Regions from separate parts of the Homo sapiens genome. Here region 1 is linked to region 2. A link is a contact called in ENCODE Hi-C data. All regions are on one chromosome and are shown on one strand. The core of a region is the stretch at or near the end of the contact, and the rest is flanking DNA. Distances in the headings are between cores, read along the strand shown. Region 1 has its middle 300 kb from the start of SATB1-AS1. Region 2 overlaps SATB1-AS1 (SATB1 antisense RNA 1).

Region 1 (5,375 bases), core at 2,875-5,374, 210 kb before region 2:
TTGAACTGCTAAAAGCCCAGAGAGGAAGTAATTGTTACACCTTCCCTCCACACTGTGTGGCTAGGTCATTTCTCTGAGCTGAGTTCCATCAGCCAACTCTCTCTTTTTCATTCTTGTTCTTCGCACACTTAATACCTTGAAAAACAATCCTTTTAATATCCTCTAAAACCCATTTTGGATACCTACACTGTGTAAAATGAGTGTAAAAAGCCTCTTAACACAATTGTTTTCAAATGACACTGTCAATGTATTTTTCCTCATTTTTGTAATCATTATTACTGACTGTTGCTTATAATAACCCCACACAAGCTTAGAACAGAAATCTGTTTTCTTACGGATTTTTACAAGACTTTAACCTTCATAGTATGCCACTGCTACTCTTTTTATTTTTTATGGTTTTGTCAGATTCTGGAGAAACATCACAGCATTAATTTTTTAAAAATAAAACAGCCCGGAGTCATTTACATGAACTTTGCAAAAATATGCATATGATAGGAGTATAGATTATCTGTTGGGGGTAAGGAGACAAGGAGAGAAGCAAACACTACTTAGTGTAATGCACCTTTTATCATCAGATCTCAAAGTGCTCCACAAATATTAATATATCACATTACTTCCCTGGGAAACAAGTCAATATGATTAAACGCATTTCACAGATGAGAAAACTGAAAGCACAGATTGGCAAAGTGATCTGCCTAAAGCCATATCAAAGGTCACAGTGGAGTGGGGCCAGAACTTAGTGTCCTGATACTGGTAATTCATATCACTAGTCATTAGTTACTTGGCTCTTACTTTTGTTTCTAAAGGGGGGAAAAAGCTTCTAGTCCATCAACCCAGCATTGAGTGTTTGTTGCAAGGTGTGGTTTTTTTCCTTGCTCTTCCCACAGCCCCAACTCTCTATCATTTTCTGCTAACCAGACTCTTTAGCCCCAATCACTTGCTGCCTCTTCCCCTCAAAATGGAGTGGAATAAATGTAGTTTCACTTGAGAGAAAGTAAAATAATTATTATGGCTGTGTGAGTGTGAGTGTGTGTCTGTGTGTGCGTTTATGAGAGAGGGAAAGAGAGTATGTGTGTATTCATTCAATATCTAAAAGGATAGTTGACATTTCTAAATTTTTCAGGTAAGAAGGCCAATTTTAGAATTATTGTTATTTGGGCTAAATATCATTACGAAGACAGAAATGCTGTTCTAAATTTTATTAAAGGCAAAGGACAAACCCCAAATGAATTTTGAAGTTCTTGTGCTTAGAGAAAGGCTAGCAGGCCTCCAGATGAGAGACTAGAGGTTAATTTTGCTTTAGCCTTGCCCTGACTAAACCTGTCCCAAAATGCAGCTTGGTGAAAGTAAAAGCAGCTTAGCTTGGGCTTCCCTTCTCACAACGTCCTCTGCAGCCTGCCCCTGTCATCTCCTCCCAACACTGTGCCATGCCTCTGGGGAACTAATATATGTTTAGGTCACTTGGAAATTATGGTAAAACTGTTCTTAATGAGTTTTGAGATTCAGGCTGGAAGAGACAGCACGCAGAGGGGTAGAGGAAAGTTTGCATCTGCAAAGATGGCCAATGAGGACTAGAATAACAGTAGACAACTTCCACTGAAAATAATCTATAAGAGATTTTCATCATTCTTTGTAGACTGTGTTTTTCCCCCTTATAATTTTGTTTAATCCCTACCTGAGTTTTCACCTATTATCACCAACATTTCAAGGAATGTCCCGAATCTATCTTGATTTTTCACCTTCTGGTGAAAACACACGTTCATGGTCAAGAAGGTCTCTCTTCTGAAGTCACTGAAGGACCAGGCCCAAAACTGTCTGCTCTACTGATGTCTTTCCAAGATGTTGAGCAAGTGTAACCATGCTAGACCAGCTGTCCATTCCATTTTCAGGTGCAGTTTGGCACAATGACCACAGTGATATACACACTGAGCCTCAGATTCAGTCCAAATCTTATTGTCTGCCCTGCATTGTTAATAATTACAGCTATCATTACAGCTGATTATAACAATAACTCTGAATCTTGCTAATGATGATTATGAAAATACAAAGAATTCTAAACTAAAATAACAACATAATTTCAGGTTTTAATCCTCACAGGCTGGAAATTAAATGTGGGCCCAGAAGTCAGAGGCATAGTCTACATAATGGTCCCCAAAACATTATTTCTTTCTCATGCTGGAAATTAAGTGGCAAACAGATTCAAGATTGCTATTGTGACTGGAATTTGGTGATATGAAAGGTTTTTTTTATTTTATTAGAAGCAATTTTCAGAGGATTCAATTCATTGAAAGGCTACAAAAAGTGCTACAGTTTCTTATTATGGCATGGAAAATAGTAAGTGTACTAAAATCATCGAAGAGTGTCAAGCATAAGGTACACTTTAACAATAGATGTTTCTTTGCATACATTTAAAAAGTGTTCTATACTTTTATGTGGTCTTCTTTAAAATAAACAAATAAATTTAATATAGTAAATAACATTGAGGTCTGAAAAATAATTCCAGTTATTTTTCACTTCCCAACATATGATAATATACAAATAACAAATTAAACAATGTCAGATGGCATTGAAAAGGTCAAGATAGATACATTTAAACAATGTTAAATTGCTTTTAAGAGCATATTACACTCCTTAGTTTCACCTATTTTCCCTCTTTGTTTCCCTTCTTTTCTTTTAACAGAGGTGTTAGACTAAATGAAAAAAATAAAATCTGAGAAAAGAGGGATACATTAGCTAAATAAAGAGCATGGATAAAGGACAAAATATAGAAATAACTTGTGTACCTAAAAATAATTTTGCAATATAATTTTTTTCCTCCTCAAAAAATCTATTTTCCAAAGTGTCTCCTTATGCTACCTTACTGTCATTTCTCTCCGTCTCTATTTGTAAGTTGCATATAGGTCTCTCTTTCCTTTAAATTTTTAACATTCACCCCCACACAGACAAGAGTCAGTCAAGAAACAGGCGAAAATGTAGATTTCAGTCTCCCCCTTGCCAAGAGTTTCTGATTTAGTAAGCTTGGGATTAGGCACAGAAATATGCATTTCTTAATGAGCACATCTGGAGACCTATGAGGCAGGTGGTCCAGGAACTCCAACTTTAAGAAACACAGTGCCCTAAAATCAAAACAAAGACATTTATGATCTTCAACAGGCCACCAGTCAATAGAGACAAACTTCAGTAAAGAGTAGAGAATAAACCAATTCGCAACTCAAAATATGTCACATACGACATATTTTGATTATGCTTTCCGATTAAATGCTTCATTGAAACTGTTACATAACAAAACAAAACAAAACAAAGCACACCAACACTCTGTTAATGGAGGGGATACAGGGTTTACAGCATCAGGGTTAAAAAGTGATAGACATGATTATGTAATGAGGTGGGTGGGCTTGGGGATATCAATTTTTTAAAAATATTTTTCAAAGTCTGAGAACTATAAATTCTAAAAGATTTTTCACCAATTATTCATCAAGTCCTATGCTATGGAATTATTTCAGCAAGTAATAATAATCATGTAATTTCATCATGTAATAAATACATCTGAGAAGAGCAATTTAATGCCAAAACCACTATTCTTCAGTCCATTTAAGGCCTTCCTCTTAAAAACAAGAAACGGCTTTCTCCTATGAAGATAAGCATGGTTCAAAGGGTTCACATTTAGCCTCAATTTAAAACTCACAACGGCAAAATGTAGTACCCAAGGAAGGAAAGGAAATTTACATCTCTAAGAGCTAGTGTTTAACGTCTTCTTGAAATTATTTGACTGATGCACACTCATATTATTCTATAAAGACTCTTTAATGAGGCATTTCCCAAGAAATTTTGATGATAATCTGTGGTGGACTGATTGGTAGTATTTACGTACTTCTGAGGGACCACAAAGTTACATTTGTGTGAATGAGTTACTTCCTATTAAATGACTCTTCTTTCACATGTTTAATAATACTTAGACTTCGCTTTTTTCCTTCTGCTCTCCCAGAGAAGTTTCTGTCTCTCCCGTCATTTGTTGTTGTGGTGGTGAAGTTATTTTTCTTGACAAGTTCCACCCACTCACGTTTAACCTGAAGGTCTTTTCCACTGTAGACACGCTGTGAACGCGCAAAGAGGAAGCTTGTTATCGCAAGATCAGCAACTCAAATTTCAGCGTGATCAGAAGTGACATCACTATGTGGTTTCATTAATGATATTAGAAGAGAACAAACTATTTTCAGTCATTTTCTTAGTGTTGAAAAACTATATGCATCTTCTTCACTTCATTGTGTATCTGTTCCCCTCCCTGAAGTGCATCAGGGGTTTCTTCTCAGGATCACTTTTTCTTCTTTATTCCCAGTCTACCATGAAAATGTTTATCTCCTCGTGTTTTGCCCATGTAGAACAGAGCAAAAACAAAACAAAACAAAGCACATTAACACTACTGACCTGATAACTTTCTTTTCCCAGAATAAGATCTGAAAAGAATTCAAGAAAACCACAGATACTAGAACTGCTGAAGTCTACTTCCTGTGAATCTGTGTGGTTTGCTCATCAAGTCATGCCCCTTTTTCTATTCTTATTCTTTATTCTGTAGTCACAGTATTTCTGCAGTTACCTGTGGACTTCACTGAGCACAAAGCCATGATTATTACCCATGGGAACCTTGGCCCGGTTCTAGTCCTACGGCAACAAAGACCTGTACATTGGTCTGCCTTTTCACCCAGGCTTCTGTTTGGGCTAACTGTGTAATAGAATTGGTTGGTTTGAAACAGATATGCCCAGGAAAAATAATTTGCCTTTGCTTCTTTGGTGAACTCTCTCTGCATTACTTTTCCATGATGGAATTGTGTGCACATATGTGTGTTTTGGTGAGCTGGGGACAACGGGGTGAAAGCTGATATGTGGAGAAAATAGAGATTCTATACACTGAGAGTAGAGGGATTTGGAATGCCGAGAAAGGAGTCTGAATACTAGGCTGTCTTCTCTCTGCTGGGATTGTTTAGGATGTCATGATAGATCAAATGCAGCAAGAAATTAATGTTATCAAATCCTACAACCATAGACAAGTCATTTAAGCCTCTCTAAGCTTCAGTTTCCTTAAGTCTAAAATAGAGTTTTTTTTAAACCTCATCACTATTGGCTTTCTGGGATGGATTATTTCTTGCTGTAGGGGACTATCCTATGGTCTGTAGAATATTTAGTAGCATCCTTGGCCTCTACTCACTAGAAGCCAGTAGCACCTACCACCGGTTGTGATAGTTTCCATTGTTCTGTAAGGAAGAAGCTGAGGGCACCGTCACCCTCAACTGAGAACCACTGATTTAAAATTAAGCAGTTAAAATTTGTGATAGAATTTATGACAGATAAAGTTTCTGTTCTAAAATTCCATAGACATA
Region 2 (4,681 bases), core at 406-2,905:
CAAAATTGTTAACACACTGCTAATAGGTAAAATCATGTGTTCTGGGAAGTAATTTGTGGGCAAGTGGTTATGATACAAGCATTTTTAAATAGACTTCAAGGAAGGGACACCAAACTGGAATGTTGAAAAGTATGTAAATGTGGGTAATGTTGCATGGAAGTAAATCTCATCTATCATTCTTCAGAAAATGCATGTGGTAAGACGGCACTTCCCTACCTCCTTGAAGTGAGACATGTTCATGTGATTTGCATGGTCCAATGAAACCTAAGAGTGTACGTCACCTCCAGATGACAATTTGAAGAAACATTGCAGAATTTGCCATGACTTTTCCTTTCCAGTGTGATTGTGGATGCACATTTTGAGACAGAGACTTCATCTGCTGAGTTCTTGAGTGACTAGAATGAACAGTACTACTGCTACTTTGCTTTGGAAATGTGGCATGAAATCTCAGTGGTTTCAAACATAAGAAATACACTTTTACTTTTGAAACCACCGAGATTTTGGGCTTGTTACTATAGCATAACCCTAAAATATCCTAACTATTACTACCTCTATGAAAAAAATCTCCAGTTAAAAAAAAAAAACACATAAAATGTTACTTATTCTCTGAGTAACTCTAGCTGCAAAGGACCAGCTAGAATTGGGGGAGGTGGGTCTTGTGAACTGATTATTTTTTCAAAGCCTATGGATCTGCTAATATTGGAAATTTGCCTTTAACACACACAAAACTGCTGGATTTTCCTTATTCTATGAAGTAAAATCCTCCTCTTAATTAATTTTATGTTTTCTTTTTTCCAAACTCATTTACTCCACAAACATATATTTGTTATCTAATATGAGCAGGTGATCTGAAGAATTCAAAGATGAGATGAAACTCATCCTTGAGGTCTTTATCACCTAAGAATGGGGATAAAATATTTACATACATTAGTGTATAAAATAGGAAGTGAAGTCCCCCACCCATAACCCCATACTTAGGAACTGATTAATCTGCTGTATAGCTTTTTGGATTGTAATAAACATATAAACATCTTTTTCTTTTATATAAATGAAAATGTATTCTAAGTGATTTTTCTGGAACCTGATATTTTCTCACTCTTTTAGAGTATCTTTCCACATGAATACACATAAATAAACCTCATTATTTTTTAATGGCTGTCTTGTATTACATTTAGAAATGTCTCAGTTTATATATCCAAGCTTTCTATTGTGCATCTTTTTAAAAGTGTGATTACAAAGTGGATAGAACCTTCTTATTTACAAAATGCTTTTTACTACAAAACTACATATATTTATTCAAACTGAACATAATATTAAAATAAAGGAAAAGAACTCATCTAGATAGGTCCTAATTCAAAGTTCCCTAAGGGGAAAAATTGCTTGTTTGTTTGTTTGTTTGTTTGTTTATTGTTGTTTATTTAACTGAAATGTCCAATGATCTGTTCTGGACATATCCGCTATGCTTCTTCCTCATTGTTTTGTTTCCTCTTTCATAACATTCATAGGCTGGAGTAGTTCAAGCATACATCCTCCAGACTCACACTCAGAAGAAAAGAGTTTTCTATAGTCCCAGGGGCTCACATACAAGTCCCAAAACTCTCTCAGGTTTGACCAACTTTCAACTCATAACACCCTTGATGAGTCAATGTGGGTAGTGAAATTGGGTAGGCTCTTTTACCAGGCTTGGGTCTCATCTTGCATCTCTGGAGTTGAAGTAATGAAGCACCTTCTTCAAAGCATGTATGTGAGTGAGAAGGGTTTTTTTTATAAAGACAAGGAATGGTGAGTGAGCATCGCCAAAAAATAATTGACATCCTCTACAGCCCTGCTCTATCTCCCTGAACTATTAGCCCTCCCCAAAGGCTGCCACTCTTAACATTCTCGTATTCGCTCACAAATTGTCTATGCATCTGCAAGACACACACACGAGTGGAATCACACTATAGATTGCTTTTTGTATTTCATTTTTCATCAATATTCTATCCTAGGCTTTTTGTTTCAGCCCACAAAAGTCTATTTCAGGCTTTTCAATGGCTGTATAATACTTCGTTATAAGTATGTACTATAAATCATTCAGCTAATCTCCTATCTATGGACATTGGTGGATGGGGGTGTTATAATGACAAATAATGTTTCACTGAACATATTAGTATTAGTCTATTATTGCATTGCCATAAAGAAATACGTGAGACTGGGTAATTTATAAAGAAACGAGGTTTAATTGCCTCACAATTCTGCAGGCTGTACAGGAAGCATGGCAGCATCTCCTTCTGGGGAGGCCTCAGGGAGCTTCAAATCATGGTGTAAGGCACAGCAGTAGCTCACACATCACATAGCAAAAGCAGGAGCAAGAGAGAGTGAGGCGGGGAGGTGCTGCACACTTTAAATGACCAGATCTCAGAAGAACTCACCTCACTATGCAAGGACAGGGCCGTAGGGGATGATGTTAAACCATTCCTGAGAAATTCACCCCCATAATCCAATCACCTCACACCAGGACCCACCTCCAACACTGGGGATTACATTTCAATATGAGATTTGGGTGGGAACACACATCTAAACTATATTAATACTTATACATAAATCTAGATGCATTTGTTCAAGTTTATCTCCAGATTCAAATCTTAGACATAAGATTATTGGGTCAAGAGGACATTAGCATTTAAAATTTTAACATACATGTTTAAAAATAGAAATAAAATTAGAGGTTGAAGGTCTTTGCCCTCCCATCCACAGTATATGGGAATGCCTGAGTCTCATTGTATCTTTGCAGTTTTGCTCAAGTGATGGCTGAAAACCAGTATTTCATTTTTATTTTATTCTGAATGTCACACATTTTTTTATTCGCCAGATGAATGCCATTATCTGTGAATTGCCTATTTCCATGTTCATTTTCTTCTAGATACAAAATTTCTCTTATTGAGTTATTAGTATATTAAGAAAATTAGCACCTAATCTACTGCATTAACATATTTTTTAAAAACTTTTGACTCCTTTTATGCCATTTTTGTTACATTAAACTTTTTTAAAGCTTTATATATTTATATTTGTGAATCTGTTTTCTTATAGTTTCTGGATTTTGTATGTTACTTATAAATCACTTTTAAATTTACACTAAACTCACTATATTTTCTATTCCTTCAATGGCCACATTTTTGTTTAAGTCATTGATTCTTCTGCAATTGTTGTTAGTATTGGGGTGTGGTCATCATTAATAATTTGTTTCTCTCATCTTCTAGGTACATGGTAGATTGCAAGTACACACCCAGTGGTAGATTGGAGCCAGGTAAGTAGCTCTGGGCAATCACTTGTGAGTGGAAGTAAGCACAAGTCACTACAGGGTAGACATTTCATTGTCAATGCAAGAGCTTATTTTTCTCTCTGATGCAGCATCACGCCATGTTTGAGATGGTAGCTATTCCACCAGCCGTCAGCCTGGGTCTTTGAGTTATAGAATCCACAGAGGTCTCCTGATAACAAGAAGTGAAAAATAAACTTTTGTGGTATTAAGCCATTAATACTTGGTTGCTTTTTAACTGCAGCATAACCAGCTGTATCCCATCTTTTCTTTTGGGGACAGTTTTGTAGCAGATGCTGTCAGTGCCTCTCATATTACCTCCCTGTTAGCATCTGTTTCCCTTTGGCCCAACTTCCAACTCCTAGCACCAGTAGTTCTTTGTTAAGGGTGTCCTCTCACTGCTGAAACTCACTCTGCCACCTGTTCAACAGGTTGGAAGCTTCTGGAATTAATGTCTCTAGGAGCAGCTCTCAAGCAATATCTGAAGAGTGTTGGTGTATAAATACTTAGCTCCCTTACCCCTTGGGTAGGATAACTTTAAGGCAGAATAGCTTGTCTGGGCTTCAAGAGCTTTCCCTGTGGGATTATGCTTCAGTTGCTTCCTGGAACTGAAAGCTGTCTTGATAACATGCTCTTCCAAAATAAACTTTCTTTCATTCTTTCACTTAATCATTCTCCTACCTTTACTCTCTAACAAATTACTCAACCTTAAAAGCTTGTCTCAGTGTCTATATCTCAGGTAACCCAAGCTAAGTCAAATTTGAATAGCAACAGTTTGGGGACAGAGAATGTCAGGTAGAGAAAGCAGTATGAAAATAGAGGCAGAGGTAGAAAAACAAAGCATTTAAAGAATAGCAAGTTATTTAGTGTATGGATTAAACTGTATGCAAAGGGAGATAATATGGGATATAGTTGGGAAAATAGATTGGCAAGATCATGAAGGATCTTGAATGATAAACTAAGTGTTTGGGTGTTTAATTATGTGGATTCTTAGCACACTTTCATTTCTCATATATTCTCTCATATTCTCTTCATCTCTCTCATTATGGATCAAAAAGAAAAGGTCATGTTCCTGCTAAATACAGAAAAGTAAAGAGAAGCAGTAGGCAGTTTTCTTGATCATTTAATCACTCAATAATATCTATATAAGAATTAGACTATGGCAGCTGTGTATTTCTAACCTCCATCCTGCATCCCCTTGCCTTTCAGCTGAGAAAGTGTAAAAGACATTATTTCTTAACAGAATCATTAACAAAATTTCATCCCCCAAAAAGTCTGATTTAAGAAATTCGGAAACACAGGGTTATTACCTACTCATTAGGTTAAGCAAGCACAAACTCAAGAAGAAAAAAAAGGCCAACTAAGAATTCCTTAGTTTGGCAT

Evidence for each region. Hi-C counts contacts between places; a loop is a spot of excess contacts on that map. Pooled maps may share reads with other maps.
Region 1: a map with no recorded cell type shows a loop between it and region 2 (8-fold over the local background). The contact joins two enhancer-like sites. A Hi-C loop is called at or near these places in 4 of 37 single-sample maps with no recorded cell type and 7 of 50 pooled maps.

Annotation. Positions count from the first base shown.
Region 1 is chr3:18,739,985-18,745,359 of GRCh38, reverse strand. No RefSeq gene overlaps it. Among named protein-coding and RNA genes, the nearest start is that of SATB1-AS1, 300 kb to the right of the region's middle. Within about 2 kb of position 4,124, at least 7 of the 41 ENCODE cell types and tissues checked have a DNase peak (open chromatin) inside an H3K27ac peak, as active enhancers do.
Region 2 is chr3:18,528,770-18,533,450 of GRCh38, reverse strand. SATB1-AS1 (SATB1 antisense RNA 1) reads right to left here. Exons shown (of 7, transcript NR_125803.1): 7 at 3,337-3,470. Among named protein-coding and RNA genes, the nearest start is that of SATB1-AS1, 86 kb to the right of the region's middle. Within about 2 kb of position 1,655, at least 2 of the 41 ENCODE cell types and tissues checked have a DNase peak (open chromatin) inside an H3K27ac peak, as active enhancers do.